Regions from separate parts of the Mus musculus genome. Here region 2 is linked to region 1. A link is a loop called in an ENCODE intact Hi-C map of the cell type or tissue named here. Cell type or tissue: gastrocnemius. All regions are shown on one strand. Each heading gives the region's core, and the rest is flanking DNA. Links, peaks and the distances in the headings are about the cores only.

The links. A loop is a pair of places that touch in the nucleus more often than their neighbours do. Peaks named below come from ENCODE experiments on the same cell type or tissue, not always from the same donor. Only the 100,000 strongest peaks of a DNase experiment are listed, where the experiment ranks them.
Region 2: it touches region 1 in a loop (4-fold over the local background); 35 of 42 quality-filtered maps call a loop at or near these places.

The regions. Positions count from the first base shown.
Region 1 is chr12:108,203,906-108,215,869 of GRCm38, reverse strand. It overlaps Ccdc85c (coiled-coil domain containing 85C), which reads left to right. Exons shown (of 6, transcript NM_001159910.2): 3 at 4,248-4,355; 4 at 7,941-8,036; 5 at 8,650-8,748; 6 at 9,436-11,964. The coding sequence ends at 9,525. Among named protein-coding and RNA genes, the nearest start is that of Ccnk, 30 kb to the right of the region's middle. In gastrocnemius, for the core only: CTCF peaks have their summits at 6,659 (motif pointing left) and 9,039 (motif pointing left); DNase peaks (open chromatin) are centred at 3,574, 6,664, 6,972 and 9,023; H3K27ac peaks cover 606 bases.
Region 2 is chr12:108,286,316-108,298,279 of GRCm38, reverse strand. No RefSeq gene overlaps it. Among named protein-coding and RNA genes, the nearest start is that of Hhipl1, 14 kb to the left of the region's middle. In gastrocnemius, for the core only: a CTCF peak has its summit at 2,404 (motif pointing right); DNase peaks (open chromatin) are centred at 5,092, 5,683, 9,577, 9,924 and 1 more place.

The DNA.
Region 1 (11,964 bases), core at 2,601-10,600:
GTTGAGCAGTCTTTTGGCAGAGGGGAAGATCCAGGAAGCAGTGGAAGGTAGCAAGATGGGGTCCCGAAGGTCTCTACAGCCTGGATCAGAAGACAGTGTGCACTGTGCACTAGTGACAATCACAGCTCTGGACCTCAAATAGGAGAGATGATGAAAGGGGTGGATGTGTCAGTGCTTGAAGGTGACAGAAGAGCCTTCAAGTAGCTAAGATGGAGCCACAGAGAGTGCATGGCCACTAGGTCACAGGGCTCCTTCCAGCCTGGGTGGGAAGGCACTGTTGGGTGTTTGAAAACTTCCCTGGCTTATACTCCCCACACAGTTGTAATGACCAAAGATGTCTTAAGACATCTCCAGATGTCCCCAGGGGCAGAGTCATCCTAGCTGAGAGCCACTGACCAATAGCAACAGGACCATGTGCCAGGCCCTGGGCCTGGGGCTGCCTGCCTGTGCCAGCAAGGCACACTGCAAAGTGCTCAGGTTCAGCGTCAGCTGACAGCTGCAGTGGAGTGACATGTGTATCTGGCCTCCAATTCCTCCTGCTCTGCTCCACGTGGTCTAAATGGCTGGAAATGTCCGTAGGCTCCCGCAAGAGGCCGCTCCTCTTTGGAGACTTGCGCTCCTTCCTCTGCCTGGGAGCTCCACCTTAGGGGAAACCTGATACAAGTACCACCTGGACTCTGTGGGCTTTGCTCTGGATTAGGCCCGCTGAGCCCAGAGCAGTGTGTGGCCCTGGCTTCTCCTGGTAGAACAGCTTCCTAGAGGCTTGTCGTCTGCCTGCTCTGCAGTCCTCCCTCTGCTTCTAGCCTGGCCAGTGAGTTGGGGAGCTGTCTGTTTCCAGATAGAGCAATGCTTTCAGGCTGCCGAGGCTCCAAGAGTATTATTCAGAGTAACCTGGGCCATTGATTACACGTGGGTGAGCGGCCCTTCCTCCTTATGGTCAAAGATGATAGAGGCAGGTCATCAGACCCGGGAGGCGGCCCTGCCCCCTCACGTTTCTACAGATCCATGGTGGGGGGCAGTAACAATGCCTGCAGCAGTGGGCTTCCCCAACTCCCGAGATAGAAGCAGGCTACAGAAAAGTGAGCAGGCTTCCCAGGAACTCTGGGGTCCAAGCCATCCTAGCTTCTGGCCGTGCATCACTGTGTGATGCCACAGACTTGCAAGTTTGTACTGTATGTGTTGAGTGGCCTGGACGCTGCCAGGGAAGGAAGAGTTGGCAGAGGCCCCCATGCCCTGTGAAAAGCCCACCTCCCCACACTGGTAGCGCCAGCAGCCAGGAGCAAGTCCACCTCTGGGCCCTTGGTAGTCCTGTAGTCCTTTTTCTGGTCAGTCCTGAGTCAGCACGGGGCTCTGGGCCTTCTGCTCTGAGTGGCCCCATCAGGCAGGGCACGTTCCACCCCAGGCCTGGCGGCATCCACGTGTGAGGCCTCCACGCGTGGGGCATGGTGTTGTGCCTCATAAACACGTGAGGGCTCCCTACGGATGGCACATTTTAGGGAATGAAGTTCTCCTGGAGCAGGGAGATGTGAGGTGTGCTCCCTTCAGCATAGTCCAAGAAGGGGTCCCTGGCACAGCCTCTGGTCATCCGCCTTCCCCAGCAAGGAATCTCAGGTGGGTGGGCCATGGGCACTGAAGAGCAGCCTCCTTTGGTACCCGCCCTCTGACAGTGCTTGCCTGGGCTTCTCCAGCATGGGGTTCCTCCTCCCCGAAGGCTCCACATGCAAAAATTCCTGGAAATAGGAAGGCAGTGGAGTCCGGCAGTATCAGCGGAGTAGCCAAAGGTCACATACCAAGGTCGGACTAGGCACTAAGGAGGGGTGGCATCAGATGTTGGCCTTGGGTAGAAGCTGGACTCTGAGGTCCCAGGGCAAGTGACCCCGCAGCTTCCTGGGTCTCCTCGCTCCTAGTTCAGAGTCCTCGTGCTGCCCCTCAGAAACCGTAGGAGTGGGCAGAAGAGGTGTGTCCTTGTACGCTCAGACAAGAGAGAGGAATGCAGGGTTAGTTACCACAGCTGCAGGGACCTGGAAGTCTTGTGCCAGCCCGGAACAGGCCGAAGGAGACCCCACCTTCCCCTCAGGATGTCAGGGCAGATGGACTTCCTGTAAGGCCGTTTGCTCTACACTGACAAATGCCCTGCCCTTCAAGGGGTCTGCAGTACTCCCCACCCCCACCAACCCCAGGAATTCTGCTCTGCCCAGAGCTCTAGGCAGCAACTTGCAGCCTTTTTAATTTGGCTTTAAGCGTGGCTGGCGGTGGTTACTCATTTGATGCGTCATTAGTCACATTGCCCCTTAATGAGAGATTATGTGCGTTTCCCCCTGCCTGCCTCTGTGGCTTGCTAATAAAGTCCTGTGCACACACAAACATTTTTAGATGCTCACTCGAAGTGTATGGGTGAGGAGTTGCATGCAGCTAATTGGGACCCCCCCCCCCCCCGAGGAAATTACCCAGGACTCTGTGGAGGGGTGTGGGTGGGATGGGAGGGGGCCTTAGCACATACTACAGTGTTTTCAGTTCAGAGCCTGTCTGATTGAGGGCCAGAGATTCTGTGGGAAGGGAGCCTAGCCCAAACATAATCCTGTGTGGGGGTGAGGACAGGACAGGACAGGACAGGTCCTGCCTTCTTGGTCGCAGGCTGGCGGGAAACAGACCAGGCAGCAATCTGTTGGCACTCCCGGTCCTGTGGCCAAATGGGATATCACAACACATTCTCTGCTGGGCTGATAACCGGCCTCTGGTGTCTTCACTTTGTCCACCAGTCACAGCAAGGTGGCAGGGACGTCTTCGTGTCCCCATACAACAGCATTGGTAGGCAAGGTCCCATGAGGACTGATAGACATGTTTATGTGTGGACGTTAAGAGCTCATTAGAATTTAGATGGTGCTCTCTGCTGAAAACTATTTCGTGGTGACAGAGAGCTGAGAGTGATTTAGTTTAGGGTTTTGAGTGGGGCTTGGGTGACCCCTCAGGGAAGCACGGTGGCTGAGGAAAGGGTCCCTCATGGTAGACTTAAGAAGTACTGGGGACATTTGGGGACAGTCTCTGTCCTTGAGACCCGGTCCTAGGGCACCCACTCAATCCGGTCCTTGTGTCAGGGAGGGCTGATTTTTCTGTGGCCTTTAACGCCTCGCAGTGGCCTACCACAGCCCCACTTGATGGCTAAGGCCATTCACGAGGTCTCTTGGGAATCTCTTGGCAGATGATGCTGGCTGGGGTTGTGCCTAGTGTGAGAGTCATGTGGAGTTACCTCAGGAGGCTTCTGGGTACCCAAGAGTCTCGGGTGTGAGTCTGGGTCATACCTGAGGCTGAGAAAACAACCCCAGCCCTCTGTACCTGCCCCCTGGCCTTTGAACACCAGACCCCTGTATATATACCCTGTGGCCTCATTGGCAGACTTCTTCTCTGGTTGGACTCTGTGGTCTCTACAGGTTGGGGGTGGTATAGTGATGTGGAGTGACTACCCCACCTCTTTGTCTGGTGGTCCGGCACCTCTGTCTTCTGTCTGAGCTCTCTTTCACTGTCTCTACCTGCAGGTGGCCAAGGCCCTGTGACTGGCAGGAGGCCAGCCCTGGAATGTGGGGATCCCTTCCAGGCTGGGTGAGGGGGCTGCTGGGAGGGAGGAGGAAGCCCTCCGTAGGGCTGCTGCCCGCTTCCTGCCAGCCAGCCTGGCCTCTTTCCTTCCTGCTTTGTCTGGGGAACTCAGCAGCCTGCCGATTTATGGACATTCCTCTGCAGTTTTTATCTGCCTCGTGGGTTCCTCCTTCCCTTTGAAGTATCAGTGGCTTAGGGAGGAAGGCTGTCTCCTGTGGGGCTGGTTGGCCTGAAGGTGGACAGTCTGGGCCACACCTGTCCACCACGCAGTTTCCCTGGCCCACCCTTAGTGACTCTGGCTTCTGGTCTTAGGTCACTAGCCTGGCATACAGGGATTTTTTTTTCTCCTAAGGGAGCCACCTCAGGGCAGCATGTGTGTGTCCATCCTTCCTCCCCACTCTGGTTTGCACTGGTCCTTGTGGATTACGAACACCCGCCCAGGCCTGCTTTGGGTGGGGTTCTCTCTGTCTGATAGTAGAGGCAGTCTTCGAACAGAGGTGAGCACCTGCCCGGGAGGGTGTGCTTGAGCCGACCGATGGCTGTGTAGAGGGTGACACACTTACTAAGCACAGCACCTGGGCTAGGGCAGGGTCTTGGCTTAGGGGCCTTGGCCCTTCAGCCCTCCCTGGATCCGACTGGCTTCTTTCCCCTCCTAGCAGGCAGGCTCTGGAGAATTCCGTACCCTTCGGAAAGGCTTCTCCCCATACCATTCGGAATCCCAGCTCGCATCCCTGCCGCCCTCCTACCAAGAAGTCCTACAGAACGTAAGTGTCCCCACCGAAGGTCCCCACTGCTCCTGGTCCAGACCTTCCGAATTGCCCTGAGCTCCAGAGGAGACAGAGGCGGAACAGGCTGGCTACAGCCCAGGGCATGCGGGTGGTCTGTGGGTGAAAGCCAAGCTTGGATGGCCAGCCCTGAGTGGTCTTCCTTACTCTATCCTCCTGGGACGGGGCCCTGGGTACCTCATGGGGACCCAGCGAGGAGGTAAGAAGCAAAGCATTGGGTAGGTGACATTTCTCGACTTCCAGGGCAGTATTTGACAGCCATGGCAGGGGGCTGCCAGAGCGAGCACCGTATTCTGTGCAGCTTGTGACTCTGTAGCCGAGAGAGGAGGCCTGCTGGCCTGAGATTTAGGCTTTGGAGCTGAGGGATGAAGCCTCGGGAGTTAATGGGCTGCGTCTCAGGACCCCCTCAGGCCTCCGGGGTCACCTGCCGCATGCTCACCTGGGCTCTGTCCTGCCTTGGATGGGAAGCAGGAGTCAGCTCTCAGAAAGTGACCACGCGTCCGTTCGTGTTTGTCGACCCAGCAGAGAGAGGGTCGTGGGATGCCGGTGTCACCTGCCCTGTGGGACAGTGAGACAGCAAGCCTCCACCAGTTCAGGCTCACAGAGCACCCCTGTGGGAGTCCCTGTGGCTGCTCACACATTTCACACCAGTGCGGCGGGCGGCACCTCGAGGGACGTCCTGCGAAGTATGCGGGTCCCTCCCCTGCTCTGCACCCTCACCCCTCCCATGATGGCCAGCAAGGCTGACCATGGCCTTTCTGTGGCCTTAGTGGGCCACAGTGCTGGCATGAGATGGCTCATGCATCATGACTGGCAACCATCCTTGGCTCGTTCTCTCCCAAAGCCTGGCTACCTCCTCTACCTGTCCAGGAGCCCTGCGACCGAATGATGCCTGGTCACGATGCTTCACCGTGAAGGGCTCCCAGAGCTAAGGGTGCCACCCAGGGGCTGGTTCCCCAGGCTTTGCCCTCTCCCCCCTCCCATCCCCTCCATTCTGCTTTCCTCCATTCTGGTGGCATAGGCCACTGAAAACAACCTGCCGGGTGGTAAACTGAGGGCTTTCAAATGCTGGCAAGTGCAGTGCTGGTTCTGGTTCCGGGTCAGCCTGCCAGGTCCCAGACCACTTCCTATAGCCCCTAGGGGACACCCCCCAAGCTTCAACAGTGAAGGCTAGCGGAATGTGGGAATGTCCTGGAAGGTTTCATGGTGGAGGCCATGAGGGGAGAGCACGTGTCTCACCCCAGGAGAGGCTGTGGCTTTGCTCTTAGGGGGAGGAAGTGAGCATTATGGGCTGCAGCAGATTGCAGGGCCTAATGGGCAAAGGCATATTAGTACCTAAACGGGCCTGGAGGTCAGCGGTCACTGTGGGCCTGCAGAGCAGGGGATAGCTCCGTTCCATGAGGGCTATGAACTGAAGACATTCAGGTCGTCAGTTGAGGGTAGTGAGCCAACAGGCAGAGAGCTGGGGGTGGGGGGTGGGGGAGGATACCAGCCTTAGCAGTTACTACTGCACGCAGGTGATAAAGGCTCAAAGGTCAAGGCTGTGGGCCCAGCTGGTCACCTTGACCCTCAGTGCTGTCACTGCCCGCTACTGTCTCCTCCATACCCGGGGCCGGTCTCCTTAAGGTGCACAGGGTTCAATAGGGCAGCAAGGTCAAATGTCAAATGTTGGAAGTTCCCAGATAACAGTGGGTGCGTATGTGCAGCCTCTGGAGGAGCGTTAAGGCGTGGACAGGCACCTTGGAAAAAGCTGGTCTTTCCAGGCTTAGACTCATGCCCACCAGCTGACTTGGGCAAGCACACTGCCCTCATCTGTGGGATGGGTTTGTTTGTTTAATCCCTCAGGACTGACTTGCCCCGGGTGCCTTGGTGATTGGGAGGACTCCGTGGGCCTGAGTGACGCTAAGCCCAACGCTAACCCCAATACCTCAGTCACTCTAACCAGTCATTAAGAGTTGAGCAATGGCCGTTATCCTTTTCCGAGCCTCAGGCCCTGTCCTCCCTGATACCTGCTGCCTGGGGGCGATCTGAGCCCGGAGGGCCGGACTGCATAGCAATCCACCCACTCGCCTCCTGCATTTCTCTCATGGCTGATTCCTGGAGGGGCCCCTAGCCGTCCCTTAGAGACTGGGACAGACGAGGAAGCAGGCCAGGTCCATCAGGACAAACTGGGGATAGGGTCTTCCCTACGACAGGGTGGCAGTACGCAGGGGGAGGGGTGTGGGCACCACAGGACATTTTAGGACCAGACCTCTCTTTATTCATTTGGCTGGCACCCTCTGCTGGCCGGTGGGGGAAGTGTGGCCTCTGCTCAAGACCAGCCTAGCTCGGGCAGCAGACCAGGAGGCAAGACACCACCCACTCCCTTTCCCCATCCGGCTCCCCCGTGTCCTAAACAGGCAGCCTGGGCTGGAGTTAAGAGACACACTCTCTGGGCATTCTCCCGTGTTCTGCATGCTTCCCGTGACATGTGACACAGGAAGGGAGGAAACTAAGGCTCAGAATCAAGTCCCAGTGAAAGGGACCATGCCCAACTCTGGCTTTCCTAGATCGCTCCATGCCTATGCCAGCACAGCTGTCATCAGCCTGTGAGACCCTGGTAAGCTTCCTTGCCAGATGGCCTGAGAGAAACGGGCTTGGCAGACAGGCTGTCAGTGGAAGGCCCTGGGCCTAACTGAGGACAACCATAAAATCCCTACTGGGCTTGTATGGTGGCCATAGCTGGACAGGATTCAGTCCTTCTTGGGTCAGCTTCTTTGATTGCTGGGAGCGGTCTCCAGGGCCCAGGTCTTGCAGAGGGGGTAAGTAGTTCTGTCTTCAGGCTGATCCCCAGGCACCAGGTTACAGCTCTGGCTACAGGACACTCCCCCTCCTACTCGTTCCTGGAGCACTTCTTGGTGTTTTCTTGATTGTCCTGCGTTCCATAATTATAGCCCGATTATAGCCTTAGCCTTGCTTATGGTCATCAGGAGGAAGGGAAGCTGGCGGGAGGCGGAGTCAGCTTCAGAAGGACTGGGTCCCCTCCTGGCCCAGCCCGGCCTGTCTTCAGCTCTTACCCTGAACATGTGGCCGGTAGCTGACTCACCACCCAGGTGGCCAGGACTGGGCCAAGGGACAGGAGCAGGGCTTAGGATAGGTTGGGTGGGCTTTGGACTTGGGCAGTGGGGTTGAGCCTCCCTCCGCCTGCTGAGTGACATGAATCTCTGGCTCCCACAAGACGCTCATGCTACACCTGTAGAACAACATGCATGCTCTTGTGTTCCCCGCTCCCCTCCTTTTGTTCTGCAAGTCACCACCATGTCATCTGCAGAAGAGGTGGCATGGCCAGGAAGCATGGGGACCAGCCAGGCAGATAGCAGCTCCTAGGATACCCGCCTCTCAGCCTTGCCTCTTACCCTTGCCTCTTCTCCTCCAACTCCCCACCCCGACCCCTATCTCCTCCTACCTGGGTGTTGGCTCCACATAACTCAAACTGGTGTTCATCCAGTGACAGGTGTCCAGGACCCAGACACGGGGGGTGTGAGGTTTGGGGTGTGGGGCTCATCTGTGCTGCTCTTTCTACAGGGCCCAGCCTGCCCCGTACCCGAGCTGCCCTCACCCCCGTCCACCGTCTACAGTTCGGCAGGACAGAAACCCGAGGCTGTCGTGCACGCCATGAAGGTAAAACGTGCCATTTGTCTCCTCCTGAGCACAGGATGGGGGACCCACAGGTGCTATCTCCAAGCTTGGGCCACTTGAGCTGGGGGTTTGGGAGACGATGTGTCCCTTCCCCTTGGCGTCTGGAGACACAGAGTTGCCTGGAGCCCCTGGGACTTGGGCTGAATGTAGTCTTGGGCTCGTCAGTTGTGTGCTCTGCCTGAGGCGTTGCTGCTGAGGGAACTGACCCAGTATCAGAGGGCAAGTGTTTCCCTCAGGCCAAAGAGAGGCCCAGGTTGGGAGTGACTCTGGAATGGAAGGTCCAGGCCAGCCTCATGCCTCTAGGTACAAGCGTGCAGGCTTCAGGACTCTGGTGTCTAGAGCTCAACCACGCACCAGGGCTCTCCCCGTTTCCTTTGTGTGTATACCATGGACCTCACCCACCCTTGTGCAGGGACACTCAGTCACAGAGGGAGCTGGCAGTGACTGCCGTGTCCAACGTGGATGGGCACAGGCTGTCGGTCACATCCTCTGTTGGCGCCTGAAGCAAGCCCACCTGACACCCCTGCCCAGCCTCTCCAGTTCCCTTGGTAGCTCTCTGCTGGCCTCCCCGTGACCGTTTGCTTTTTCTCTTCAGGTTCTGGAAGTACATGAGAACCTTGACCGGCAACTTCAAGACAGCTGTGAGGAGGACCTGAGCGAGAAGGAGAAGGCCATCGTGCGAGAGATGTGCAACGTGAGGCACTTTCCTCCCAGGCTGGGCTTAGGGCTGGGGCTTGGGGCTTGGGGCTGGGCTTGGGGCTGGGCCTGGGCCCTGGGAATGTGGCCACCTGCTTCTCACTGGCTTAGCTATGGCTTGGGGAGGATGACTGGCTTTGGGAGTTCTGCCTCATCAGACCCACCATGCCTCACCCTTCAGCGAGGCCCCTGACCAGATCTATCCCTCCCCGGTGGTGCCAGGCCTGGGACTCTGTCTGGACAGAGCCTGAGCGCTGGTTTCTTTGCTCACTGGTGCCCCCTGGTGGCCTCTGGCCATGCACGTAGAATATTCTCTACCTCTTGCCATCTCCACTGGACCCTCATAGGTGCCTGCAGGAGAGTGGGTTTACAGGGTCTGGTCGTGGGGCTTAGGTTGGGTGGGGTGCCCTGAGGTGCACCTCATGCTGTCTCCCAAGTCTGTGGACCCCACTGGACATCTTCAAGGCTGAGTTCACACCCAGGGGCTCAAGCATGACTTTGACAGTGGGCAAAGGCCACGTCTCAGCACCTCTCCTAACTTGTGGTAGCCTCAGCTTTCTCTTCCAGCTCCCAGGCTTTGAGGACATGGGTGATTTCACAGGGTGGTAAGGCGGTAGGTAGGTAGGTGCGACCAGTGGGTAGGTTTGGGGCGAGCCTTTCACTGATGCTGTGCGCCTCCTCACAGGTGGTCTGGAGGAAACTGGGGGACGCCGCCAGCACCAAGCCCTCCATCCGGCAGCACCTGTCTGGTAATCAGTTCAAGGGGCCATTGTAGGGCCGCTTCTCCGTGGACGTGGACTGGCCCTGCCTGGAGTCTGAGGCCTTAGACCTGGCAGAAACTCCGGCCCAGCCACCGTCTTTCTCCGTGGTGAATTGTACATAGGACACGGCCTACCCTGGCTGCCCTGGTGTGATGCTGACAGCCAGGCCTCCACCTCCTGCCTCCCTCACCAGCAAACCTTGGGAAGACGAGAAGCCACTGCTCGCTTGCCCGCTCGCTGCAGCCAAGTGGCCAGGCAGCCTGGCTCCCCGTTTGAGCTCCATGTTCTGTCAGCAAGAAGCCTCTGAGACTCCAAGCCAAGGGACTGTCTGGGAGGTAGCCTGCTCTTGGTAGAAGGTCCCTCAACAAGTATTCTAACTCTCTGTCCCTTACACTGGACAGATGCCACCGGAGCCTGAATCGTGACGCGGGTGGCACTTTTCTGCTACCCTGCCAGAGCCAGGACCCTGGGTCACAGAGCACTGGGTCCCGTGTGTCCATGACTGGCTGGGAGCTCAGGGTTCCCTGTCACCTGGGGGTCGGTGCTCAGCCACCCCGAAGCCAGCTTCTCCTCGTTAGTATTCACTCCTTCAGTGACGTCTCCTCACCAATGCCAGGCTTAGCCACTTTGTAGGTCTCTCCTGCCAGGCTTCCTTTTCTGGTTTACAGCAACATAGGAAAGTCCTGGAGAGTGTCTGAGCCAGGCTCAGCATTCTCAATGGGCAGGTAGAACTGGGCCATTGCCCAGGGTCACTGTCAATGTGACGGAGCACCCCCCCCCCCCCCCGCCCGTGTGCTACAAGGAGCCACCCCTGATCCCCTGATGAGGTTTCCTTGGGAAGGATGGGGGCATGCCTGGTTCTGGCTTTAATCTGCTGTGTGGCCTTCAGCCAGCCACTCAGCTTCCCTGGGCCCCCAGCCGTTCCTTCTGCCTCTTGCTCACTCTAGAAACCACCCCAGTTTTGTGGACCTCTGTCCTCACAGTGGAAGAGCTCATGTGGCAACCTACTGGGAACATGCTAGGCCAGCCTGTTTGTCATGCTGTCTCCTCACAGGTCACATCTGAGCCTTAGCCCCTCCCTCCAAGGGACCTGTGGGCGGGGGCGGGGGGGGGGCGGGGGGGTCAAATGCGTGCTTCAGTGAACGTTGCTCGCGCCTCAGCCGGAAGGCGGCACATGGCTGTCAGGAGTTTTCTCTAGTGTGGTTGGAGGAGAGTGAGGTGCTTTTGTGAACCATGCAGATGCTGTCTGTAGGAGGCCCTGGCCACACTGCTGGCTTCGCCAGTTCCGTGTATTTACATCCACACCCATCAGCTGTCCTCACGCAATGGTACTTAGAGCCCCATGCAGCAAGCCCAAAGAGCTTGTCCTTGCCTCAGGTCCCTCCCAAACCCTGTGAGCAGAGGGGACAGGCCAAGAAGGTGGGTGACATCCTTGCTCCCCAACAAGCCCAGGCCCCGTAACCTTGGGTGGTACCCAGCACCTTTGCTGCCCACACCCTTGGGTCCCACACTCTCAGGGGAAAGGCCCATGGCCCTCGGTGTGCCCAGGGAGTGTTGCGCAGGGGCTGTAGGGGACCGGCCTACTGCTCCGGCTGTTGGTGGCACTGGGAAGCTCTTTCTAGGAGCTGCTGGATGGTCAATCGATAGAACTTGCAACTCCATCTGCCGGCCCCAGCTGGTACTGGGTATTTCTAAGTGGGCTGCTGGGCAGGCAAGACCCTTCCTGGTTCTTTGAAGCCAAGAAACCGCAGAATAATGTTGAGGTATGTGGCCCACACAAGGTGGGAGCCAAGTCAGAGAGTCCCAGTCACATTTGTATCAGGACAGTTCAGCCACCTCTGAAATAAGCAATAAGTAAGAGCTCTTGGAGTCTGAAGACAAGAAAGATCCTGTCCCTAGTGCTGCAGGGCATCCAGGGAATCTAAAGAGAATTTCTCACAGGCTCCTCTGCCCTTGTGCAGGCAGAGAGAGACAAGCTATACCCCAGCCCTCGGCAGTAGGCTGGCTTCCCTAGGACAGCCTGGGTCATATCTCAAACCTAACAGGAGAGGCCAGCAGCAACCCAGTTGAGCCCGGGGCCAGGGAGGGCAGGTGGTCTTCCGTGACCCTTCCCTTCTGGAGCCTTAGCCTTTGCAGTGCTGATTCTCCACCCCAAGCTCACAATATGCTTGTGCTGGCTCCACCCCCGTCCCCACTGTGACAGGTCACTTGGCCCCATCTAGGGTGGCCTGGCCTTCCCCGGAGTCAGAATCTGCTGAGCACATCTTCATTTGCGATCAACAGCCACGCGCCAGTGTTTCAAGACAAAGTGACCTTTCATTTTTCTTTCTTGAAACTTGAGAGGAAGTGAGATACATACTACTGATCTTTTTTTTTTTTTTTTTTTTTTTTTTTTTAAGAAACAAAATGCATGGCTGCAGAGTGGCAGAGGTGTCTATTTTCATACTGTGGGG
Region 2 (11,964 bases), core at 1,929-9,928, 83 kb before region 1:
CACCATTGAGGACAACACACTGGCTCTCCCTGCCCCTTAGATCTCTGTTGGGTTACAGGGTCAGTGCTGTAGGAAACCAGCCCAAATGCCCCACCCCCTGACCCCTCTTACAGCCCTGCCTGCTGCCCTCTCCTCAAAGCATGACATTCTAAGCGAGGCAGTGGTGGTGCACACCTTTAATTCCAGCACTCGGGATGCAGAGGTGGGCAGATCTGTGAGTTTGAGGCCAGCCTGGTCTACATAGCTAGTTGTAGGACAGCCAGGGATATGCGGAGAAACCCTTTCTGGAGGGGAAAGGAAAACAAAACAAAAACAAAAAAAAAGCAGAGCTGCAGAGACAGGTGACAGTGACAGTCTTGGTGTGGTGCTTTGCAGATCTCACGGTGAGCAGGGGACTCTCTGGAATATCTTACTGTACCCCACATGAAGCCATTCCCTTCATCTTCACCACTGTGATTGATTCCCCAACACGTGGAGATGGAGATGAAGGAGCTTGGGCGCGGAGTCTCAGTGGGATCAGAAAGTGGGGGAGTCAGACTGGGGATGTGGCTCAGTTGGTGGAGTGTGGGTTATCTCTCACACAGTCCTGGATTTGATCCCCGTGCTGCATAAACTAGGTATGGTGGGAATATATCCCAGCACTCAGGAGGTGGAGGCGGGAGACAAGAAACTCAAGAGCATCCTCATTTGCAGGGCAAGGGTGAGGCCAGCCTAGGCTGCATGAGACCTTGTTTCTCTGTTTCTTTTTTTGTTTTGTTTTGAGCAGGTTTCTCTGGGTGGCCCTGGCTGTCCTGGTTTGCCTCAAAGTCAAGTCTCTGTCTCCTGAATGATGGGATTGTAGAAGAGAAAATGAATGGGGTTGGGGGGATGTAGATTAGGGAAGATGGAGGAGGAGGGGGAGTCTGGCTCTTTTATTTATTTATTTATTTATTTATTTATTTATTTATTTATTTATTTATTTTTAATGTGTCTCTGTGTGTGCACTGCCCACTGAAGCCACAAGGTGGCATCAGATTCCCCTGGGGCTGGAGTTCCAAGTGGTTGGGAGCTGCCAGAACTCTGATCTTCTGACGCTGAGTCAGACTCCTCTGCCAGTCACCACAGAGCCTATCAGATGTTCTCAGAGCCGACGTCTGTCTATCCTTTGTGGCCTGGGTAGGGAAACTGAGGCCCAGAGAAAGAGATGCTCAACGCCCCGGGAACATAACTCAGCCTCACTCACGGCTCATTTTCCTTTGAGTTGCCCTGCTGGAGTCTCTGGGTTGTCTTCTCTTGGATCCCCTTCTCTCCCATCCTCAGCACCACCTCTCATACCTCTGCCCTGACCTGTCGGATCCCTCCTGTCTTCCCATCTGCCTCCAGCAGCCAGGCTTCACCCTTCCTGGTGCCCTTGGAGCCCCAGGGATTTACTCAGTCTGTGACTTAGCTGGCCAATGCATGCCTGTGGACCCCTGACTTTGGGTGAGGTGGCCAGGCTAGCCAGGAACACACGCAGCATCCTTGCTCGGGCTGCTTTTCAGGGATGGGCTGACTCCAGGGCCTTGATTGCCTCTGGCTGTTCCTCCAGCCTTCAGAGCTGCAGAAACTGCAGGTGTGGGCGGAGTCCAGGGACCACCAGAGCTGGGGTTGCTTAAGTGTGCTGTGGTCAGGTAGTGTCTCAGTTAGGGTTTCTATTGCTGTGACTAGACACCATCACCATGGCAATTTTTAATAAGAAAAAGGTTTACAGTTTCAGAGGTTTAGTCTATCATCACGATAGGAAGCATGGTGGCATGCAGGCAGACTTGGTGCTGGAGGAGCCTAGAGCTCTACATCTGGATACACAGGCAGCAAGAAGAGAGGGACACCGGGCTTGGCTTGAGCTTCTGAAACTTCAAAGCCCACCCTCAATGACACACTTCCTCCAGCAAGGCCACGGTCATAGTTAGAGTTTTACTGCTGTGAACAGATAGCATGACCAAGGCAAGTCTCATAAGGACAACATTTCATTGGGGCCGGCTTACAGGTTCAGAGGTTCAGTCCACTATCATCGAGGTGGGAACATGGCAGCATCCAGGCAGGCATGGTGCAACAGGAGCTGAGAGTTCTACATCTTCATCTGAAGGCTGCTAGCAGAATCCTGGCTTTCAGGCAGCTATGGTGAGAATCTTAAGGCCCATGCCCATAGCGTCACACCTACTCCAACAGGGCCACACCTCCTGATAGTGCCACTCCCTGGGCCAAGCATATACAAACCATCACAGCCACACTTCCAACAATGCTACTCCCTATGCATCTAAGGGGACCATTTTCATTCAAACCCCCACCAATGGTGATGCCTTAGGGTTTCTGTTCTGCTGCTATGAAGACGACCAAGGCAGCACTTTTTGGGGGTTGTTTTGTTTTGTTTTAGATCTACTTATTTATTTTATGTGAGTACACTGTTGCTGTCTTCAAACACACCAGAAGAGGGCATCTGATCCTATTACAGATGACTGTGAGCCACCACGTGGTTGCTGGGAATTGAAATCAGGACCTCTGGAAGAGTAGTCAGTGCTTTTAACCGCTGAGCCATCTCTCCAGCCCCTAAGGCAACTCTTTTTTTTTTTTTTTTTTTTTGGTTTTTTGAGACAGGGTTTCTCTGTGTAGCCCTGGCTGTCCTGGCACTCACTTTGTAGACCAGGCTGGCCTCGAACTCAGAAATCTGCCTGCCTCTGCTTCCCGAGTGCTGAGATTAAAGGCGTGCGCCACCACGCCTGGCTCTAAGGCAACTCTTATAAAGGACGACATTTCATTGGTGCTGGCTTACAGGTTTAGAGGTTCAGTCCATTATTGTCATGGTGGGAAGTATGGCAGTATCCAGGCAGACACTGGAAAAGGAGCTGAGAGTTCTACATCTTGTTCAGAAGGCAAACAGGAGAAGACTACTGTCTTCTAGGCAGCTAGCGGGAGGGTCTCAAAGCCCACCCACACAGTGACACACTTCCTCCAACAAGGTCACACCTTCTTATAGTGCCACTCCCTGGGCCAAGAATATTCAAACAATCAGAGGTGGCATAGGGATCATCCCATACCAAGCCCTCCTAGACATTTAAGAAATGATGTGGTCCACTAAAGGCTCTGAGAAGTCTTGAAGCCATTCATTTATGTATTTGCTTCGGTGAGGCTTGTTTTTCCCTGTGTAGGTAGTTAACAGGTAGGTAGGTAGCAGGTAGGTTAGGTAGGTAGTTAACAAGTCTTCTGGCTTCAGTCTCAATAGCAGCCTCTGCCAGGAGGGCAGCAGTGCCACCCTGGGCGGAGTGGGGAGAGCTCTGCTCCATGCTGGCACCTCCATCCCCAGCTCTGCCGAGGCTTGTGCATGCAAGAGCTCTGGCTGCTGAGAGGTCCTGGAGGACTCATGCTGGCACCTCACACTGGCACACTCAGACCCCCTGGGACCTCTGCCTGGAGCTTTGCCACACATGCCTGTGGGGAAGGCTGGCCACACCTCCTCTCCTCACCCCATAGCCCTGGGAAGGGGGGGCAGCATCACTTGCGTTCTGCCAGGCTCTCTGGCATGGTACACACACCCCTCCTTGTGAGGCCCTGCCTTAACTCTAAAGCCTGTGTTCCTGTCACATACCAGGGCTGCCTAAGCCTGTTCTGAATGGTGAGTGGGCAGGAAATGCCAGCCAAGATATCAGAGCGCTAGATTCAAAGCTCTGAGAAACTCACACACCTGGGAGTCAGAGCTGTGTTCTGGCTACCATTCTGCTAACAGGAATGCTGAGGTGGCTTTTCTGTTCCACAGGGATGGTGGCCTCGTGTAGAGAACAGGCCCTCGGGAGCAGCTCCCTTCCTAACCAGCCCAGGTGTGGGAAGTGGTCAGCGCCTCCTCTCAGCTGCCTATAATACGCGGTATAAGACCTTTAAGACATCCCAAATGCCAACTGTACCCTTCTGTGTGTTCCAGGGACCCACGACTCAGCTTAGCCTTTCCTCGTTTCTGCAGGTCCCAGCTGCAAAGGCCTGCACCCTCACTGGCTGTGGTGCGTGGCTCTGAGCTCCCTGGGGGCAAGGTGCTGTACAAGCAGGATTTCTCAGGCATCACAGATCCCCATGGTGTCCCCACAGGCTCCTCTAGGAGCCTTCCTCCAGCTGCCTGGTGTGGGCTGGTGCACCTGTCCCTGGCCTACCTTTAAGTCACAGCAAATCTGCCCTGGAAGACCCTAGTCTGGATGTAGCCACGTTCCAGCAGAGGCTGCTGGAGAAGTGATCTTTCTTCTGTGTGTCCCTGTCACCCTGGGAGGCAATCAGTCGGTCCCTCATGTAAGTACAGCAGGCATGCTTACCAACTGCTTGGCCAGACTTTCCCAGGCAGGGTAAGTCACAGTCCCAGAGTGGAGCCAAGGTCCCTGGTAGGGGCTTCTCTCTACCTCCTCTCCTGGCTCACACAGAAATGAAAAGGTATATGTATGTGCATATGGTCACAGTGTGGGTTTAGGAACCCCACATTAAGACTGAAAAAATGCGGGGCGTGGTGGCGCATGTATTTAATCCCAGCACTTAGGAGGCAGAGGCAGGCAGATTTCTGAGTTCGAGGCCAGCCTGGTCTACAAAGTGAGTTCCAGGACAGACAGGGCTACACAGAGAAACCCTGTCTCGAAAAACCAAAAACCAAAACCAAACAAACAAAAAAACTGAAGAAATCAGACCACAAACTCAGGGTCTCTCACAAAGGTTTGTTGTAGATTGTGGCGATGGACGGGAAGCTCTACAACGCCAGTGCGAGCAGAAATGTTCAGGTTCAAAGCCTGGAGCAAGCCGGGTGTAGTGGAGGCGCACGCCTTTAATCCGAGCACTCTGGAGGCAGAGGCAGGCAGATGTCAGTGAGATCGAGGCTAGCCTGGTCTACAGAGGGAGTTCCAGAACAGCCAGGATTGTGTAGAGTCTGTCTCAGGGCCTCACATCAAAAGATTCCTATCTATATGATTTATTATGTTCTGATTCCTGCTCATTTCACAGAACAACAAATGCTAGGTGGCCTGTCAGTGTGAAATAGAAAAGTCCTCTGCAGTGAATAAGAAGGGAGCAAGCCTGGACAGCTGGCTGCAGCAACTCCTCGGACCACTAGGGGGCTCCTTAGTGTCACCTGCTCTTGCTTGTAGCTAAGCCACAGTTCAAAGGTGACCGAGATAGAGAGGAGAAAGAGAATGCACACACGCACCTGCATTTTAGAAGTGCCTGTCTCCTCCCGCCATCCTCCACAGTAGTCGGGCAAGTATGTGAGCGCCATCACATTGCAGGGAGACTAAGGCTCGAAGGGGAGGGAAGTCAAAGGGGACCCGGTGAGATACTGCAGCCTTAGAAATGGCACTCAGGAGGCAGAGGGGAGTCCAGAAGTTTGGAGCCAAGAAGCTGGGGCCAGATGCTCTCCCACTCAGCACTCCTGAAGAGAAAAATTGTTGCTCTTCATAGTTTTTGTAGTTGTTCTCACTTGGTAGAGAAGGCTGTCCCCATACAAATCCATGTACCGCCTCCCTGTCACATCCCATCCCATCCAATCCCGTCCCATGTCCTCGATACCTGGGGCCTGCACAGCCCTGCCTACCTATGCAACTCTCCCTGCGAGACTATGCAGGCCTGCCATCTCCTAAGCCTCAGTTCACCCGAGCTTGTCATGCAGCCAATCACAGCTGCCCCTTCATGTCATCCGGCCAATCACAGCTGCCCCTCATGTCATCCGGCCAATCACAGCTGCCCCTCATGTCATCCGGCCAATCACAGCTGCCTCTCATGTTCTCCGAACTGCTCATCCTTCTTCCAGGACTTCCCCATCTGGCAGCCCCTGGACTCTGCCTACAGAATTAGGGGGCAGCCTGTCTCCCTGAGGGTGCCCTTCTTTCTGTTTCCTTCCCAAAGCCCAGCTTGACTCTGCCATGCCCACTTCCTGTCAGTTGAGCCCTAACTGGACTTGCACTTTCCCCAGCTGCTGCCTCTGCCCAGGTGCGCTTGGAGGACCCCGTTTGTCCTGCTCTAGAAAGTAAGCCGGAGTCGGAGTCGAGCCCTGTACCTGTGACCAAAGGAGCCAAGGATAGGTACTTCTGAACTGGAAGGTCAGGTGTTTGTCACCTAGGCATGGGGATCCTGCGGGGAAGGGGCAAGAAACAGAGAACGTGTGGCCACTGCTGAGTGATCAGGACCCAGAATTGTGACCACAACAGGACGACGACCTTGGCCCCGTCTGTCCCCAATTCCACAGCCACCTTAGGCTCCTGTCCTGTTGGGAGCTCGAGGGATCAGCCCTTGGCTGTTGCAGCTACTGCATTCCCTAATTCAGAGGTTGGGGTTTGACCCCCAGGTCCAGAGAAAAGACAGTTGGCAGGACAGTGTCCCAGAAGCCTGGGGTGAGTCTTGGGAGGCCTCCATCTCTCTCCTGTAGTGGGAGCTGGGAGGAGAGACCAGAAGAAGATGAAGCAGGAGAATTCCTGCAGGAACAGCGAAGAGGGAGCTCGCTTGGCAGGCTCTGTTGTGGCCTCTGGGACCTGGGGACCAGGAAGCCTGTGCCCTCTCAGCCATGCTGGCTTGATCAGCCCTCAGCAAATACATGTGGGGCCTCAGGGCTGCGTAGTCACAACAGCCACACACTTAACACCCTGAGGTCAACCATCCCCACGGGGCCAAATCAGTTGCCGATTTGGTCAGTGATCATTTCTCTATAATCTGTTTTTCCTCCAGCATCAGGAAGGACAGACAGTGCCCCCTGGTTATCCTCACAGGGGTAACAGATGGTACCGAGCCCTGTCTTGGGCCAGGCACGGCCTCAACTTGTGAGTTTTATAGTATGAATCGAAGTAACAGAAGCCACTGGCCCAGAGGCACAGGAAGAGTAAGCAGTAAGCCTAGGCTTTGGGCACAGTCTCTGTCTCTCTGTTGCCATGGATATCTGTGGGCCACAGTGCAACACCTCTGGGTTCTGGTTCTCACCTTTCTATTTTGTTTGGGGCAGTATCAGCCAAGCTAACTGGCAGTGAGCTCCTAAGGTTCTCCTGCCTCTGCCTTGCATTTCTGGGATCACACACTCTTGCACAACTGTCTGGCTTTTATGCAGTCTCTGAGAAGTCAAACTCGGGTTGTCCGAATTTCATGGCAAGTGCTTCTACCCACTAAACCAGCTCCCCAGCCTGTATGTGTGGATGTGGATGTATGTGCATATATGTATACATATATACGCATGTATATATGTGTATATGTTTATATGTATATATACACACACACATATATAATCACAGCAACAGGAAACAAAGACAATGTCCCAGCCACCCATGAGCCACATACTTTAAACCAGTGTCATCACCTCGATGTCCCTCAGCTTTCCTATCTACAAAGTGAATCGAGGTAGCAGAGAGGCCGCAGGAAGGCAGAGGGCCAGACAGCCCAGCCTTGATGGACAGAGCCTAGAACAGAGTCCAGGATGGGCCCCAGCTGTTGCCCAAGAAGGCGGCTTCACAGCACAGCTGGCTGGTGTGCGTTCCTGGTGATTCCACCTAGCAGCCCCAAGGAACTTGCAATTACAGGTTCCTGAGACCACACCTTGCTTGCTCATCCCAGGCAGACAGGTGTTGTCCTTTCCCCCGGACTTAGTGAGGGCCAGTGGCTGACCCATTTCCTCCTTAGGCACTCTGCCATTTACAGCAGGTCAGATGCTCATTACCTCTTAGATGGCTCCCCATCAAGATGGAATACAATAGACACTCACTTTAGAGCTGGGGTGACTGAACAGTATATGCTTTGGGTTTTGTTTTTATCTGCTCCTTTAGGACAGGGTTTCTCTGTGTAGCTCTGGCCATCCTGGGACTTGCTCTGTAGACCAGAATGACCTCAGACTCACAGAAACCCTCCTGCCTCTGCTTCCTGAGTGCTGGGATTAAAGGTGTGTGTCGCCATACCTGGCCCTGGTACAGGCTTTTGGCTTGAGAGAGGGGCACAGGTCAGAGGTTCATATAGAAATTCTGGATTTGGCCTCTGAGTGGGTGAGCTGAGGGGCTGAGGTGGAGAAGGGTGAGAAGAGCCTGGGCTTGCAAGAGACACCAGTGCACAAACCTCCTCCCACTGCCTGACTTCTCCATCCAGATCTCGGCTGGGGAAGACAGGGAAGAGGGAGCTGGCTCTACTGCTGGTAACAGGCAGGGGCGCCACTCGGAGGGGGGGAACAGAGGCTGTCAATGCCTAGGCGTGGTTAAGGAGAAGACATTGTTCCCGAGTCAGGTTTGGCCTAGGTACTGGCTCTCAGCCTTCACATATTCATATCTTTCCCCATGGCAACCTAGGGGTAGATAGATGTCACTGGCTACAGAGACCAGAAATAAGAGGCGTGGAGCGGTCGCTCAAGCCACATAGAGGTGACAAGCTGAGTCCCAATGTCCCAAGACACCTTGTATTCTGTCAGGGTGGATTCCAGGGAGCCACTAGCCATAGAGGAATGGCTGGGGGCCAGGGCTGAGAGGGGGCGAAGAGGCAGCTTTGGTCCAAGGCTTGACTTTGCCCAGCACTTGGCAACCTCTGCCCTTTGCACTCTCACCTGGAGGGCTGGAGGGCTCCCACCCCAGTCAGGCTGCCTGGGGGATGGAAGCCTGTATGAGAGACTGTGTGAGAGGCTGGGTTCCAATACACTCCCCTCAGCAAGAAAGCAAAAGGCTTCTTTCCCCAGACAAAACATTTACACTTTAGTTTTTCAAAATATTTACAGCTTTGGACCAGGCATGACGACGCATGCCTATAATCCCAGCGGCTGGGAAATGGAGGCTGACTAAGGTCAGCCTCTCACACATTGGTGGTTATTATAGAGATGGAGACTAGCCTGGGCTACAGCTGACTCTGGTGTTTTAAGTGATAGGGTTAGGGCTGTAGCTTAGTGGTAGTACATATGGGTGGGGCCCTGGGTTCAGGCCCCAGTCCTTGTTAAAATATATATTTTTACATCTAACACAGAGACCCTTGTGTTTAGTAGGGCCACCGCTTTTAGAATTCTGGGGAGCAGACAGGTGTGATGGCTTGCACCTTTAATCCTAGCACTCAGGAGGCAGAGACAGAAGGATCTCTTTGAGTCCTAGGCCTGCTGGGTCTACATAGTGAGGTCCTGTCTTAAATAAGAAAACAGAATTCTGGGGAGTGGTTTGGGCCAGGCTGGGGAAAAAAATATCTCTCTGTAGGCAAACCTTAGGGACAGAAGCCCCAGGGAGGGGTGCCCACCGCCTGGTGCACTCCTGTACCCCCACCCTTCCTCCCCACCCTAGTGCGGCTCAGCTCAGCTCATTTGCGTTCTCCCCAAAAGTCACCCAAATTCAACCCAAATGGGCTGAGCTCATTTCAGAATCTCAAATCGGGGAGAGGCAATGACTCCCTTGGACTCAGCCCATGAGGACTTGCGGCTCCCTCTGAGCCTACCTTAAAGGGTAATGGGAGCCCAAAGAAGTGCTGCAGAGTGGGGAGGCTGCCCGAGGCGGCTCACATGCCCACTAAATCACGCCATCGTTAAAATGATAAAGGCCAGGCTGGCAAGGCGGCGGCGGGGATCTATGCTTGGCTTCCTTGCCTACCATCCCTGGCTGCCCCTTCTGGCTCTGCGCCCCGCACCTCTTCTCAAAGCTCTCCTAGCTCCTCAGTTTGAATCATACCCGCTCCAATGCCGTTCCCACAGCGGATCATTTCAAGGCTCTTCCTTAGCTCCCAGCTAGACTGTCAACCCGAGGGCAGCGTTGTGGGCCGTGGGGACCTAGGTTCATTTGGGCACTGCTTATGAAATCAAATCTTTAGCAAAGAATGTGTAGTCAGTTCAGCAGGAGCCCTGACTCCGACCTCTATATCTGTGCACAACCCCCAGTGGGTGTCTTGGGCAACAATCCCCTTAAGTTGGTTTGCCCAATCTGCCTGGCCCCCAGCAAGTTCTTCCTGGTAATTTCCCACCCACCTTCTGCCTCCCTACAGTCCTATTGGCTGTCTTTCCCCGTCGTTGTCAGGGCTGGCAGCAGTCCCTGTGTCCCCGTTGTGATAGCCCTGGATAAAAATCCTTCCTCCCAGTGCTTTAACAAGTGCCACTGAATCATTGTTCTCACTGATGTTTTCTGAGTTATTTTTATTTTTTTTTATTTTTTAAGATTTATTTATTCATTATATGTAAGTACACTGTAGCTGTCTTCAGACACTCCAGAAGAGGGCGTCAGATCTCGTTACGGATGGTTGTGAGCCACCATGTGGTTGCTGGGATTTGAACTCCGGACCTTCGGAAGAGCAGTCGGGTGCTCTTACCCACTGAGCCATCTCACCAGCCCCCTGAGTTATTTTTAAAGAATTATTTTATGTATGTGAGTTATACTGACGCACTCTTCAGACACACCAGAAGAGGGCATCCAATCCCATTACAGATGGTTGAGAGTCACCAAGTGGTTGCTGGGAATTGAACTCAGGACCTCCGGAAGAGCAGTCAGTGCTCTTAACCCAGTGATTATTATTATTTAAATCATTCGCTCAGCGTGTTGAGCACTTTATGCACAGGCCCAGTGTGATCAGGGCCACCACCTTTATGGCGGCCATGATCTTCATTTTATAAAAGAGGAAACTGAGTGTTGGAGGTGGGATTTGCTTGCTGGAGTCTGGCTGATCTGGACTTTGGGCTCTTTAAACAGTACAGTGACTGTTTAAAGAGCCCGATGACTGATGGAGAGTGATGACTGAGCTCTGGGGTGGGTTTGGGGGTGGGGAGGTGCACCCAGGACCCTGGAATAGAAAGTTGACCAGGCAGGTGGGCAAACTAGCAGGGCCAATGCAGTAGTACACTGTTGACCACAGTTTAGGAGCCTGACAAGTTAAGACACCAGGAAGAACTTTGTGGACCAGCGCCTTGCCATCGGGCCAGCGGGTGGGGACGAAGGGCAGCGGGCGCACTGCAAGCGGGAGGAGAGACAAGGCAGCCATCATCATCTCATCGGGAGGGAGGGAGGGAAGCAGGCTTTCCATGCTGCCCTCCTGGTGAGATGGGAACTCTGGGCATTTAGAGGAGGCCACAGTTTGCAGAGCAACCTGGAGCAGGAGGCTAAGGCCTGGGATCTCTGCCCATTTCAGTCAGGCAGCCTGAGGGGGTGGCAGAAGGCAAGGCCCAGTGGCTACATTCCATTTCAAAGGCATCGAATCGGAAGAAGAGTTGGATCCAGATACTAAGGCTTTCCCCACCTTTCCAAATTATCTTTAAAGGGTGGACCTCTGGAGACTAGGCTTGTGTCCTGGGCCACACAAAGCTCCTAAGAGTGAGTATAGGCGTTTGCTGCCTAGGCTGACCATCCGAGCTCCATCCTTCTAACTCACATGGTAGGAGAGAACCAATTCGGCAAGCTTTTTTTTTTTTTTTTTTGGTTGTTCAAGACAGGGTTTCTCTGTGTAGCCCTGGCTCTCCTGGAACTCACTCTGTAGACCAGGCTGGCCTCGAACTCAGAAATCTGCCTGCCTCTGCCTCCCGAGTGCTGGGATTAAAGGCGTGCGCCATTCGGCAAGTTGCCTTCTGACAAACGCATGTTCCTGATTGCTCCCCCCAACCCCCATACATATTTTAAAACCTTTAAAGAGTTCTCTGCGAGTGTCTGTGGGCCGTGGACCCTGGATGGGTGCCCCCAAGTTGTCTGTGGTTATGGCTGAGATTCCTTCAATGGGTATAGCAATCTCTGGACCAGGACTAGATGGCTGGCTGGCTTGCAGCTCACAGTGTGAATCCTTCTGTGAATAAGAACTGAGGGCAGCTGCCTGTGCTAGGGCAGACCTGAATGGTTGGTAGGATTAGAGGAGGGCAGACAGGAAGTAAGGGCTTTGCTCACAGCAGACAGGTAAGTGGTGTAGCCTTAGGGAGAGGAGAGGGGTAGGGTGTCAGCCATCTTCAGCTCTCCGAGTAAAGCTCTGAAAGCCTGTGTCTCATTTTCCTTACCTATGAAAGGGCCATCAATCCACAGAGGGTAAATA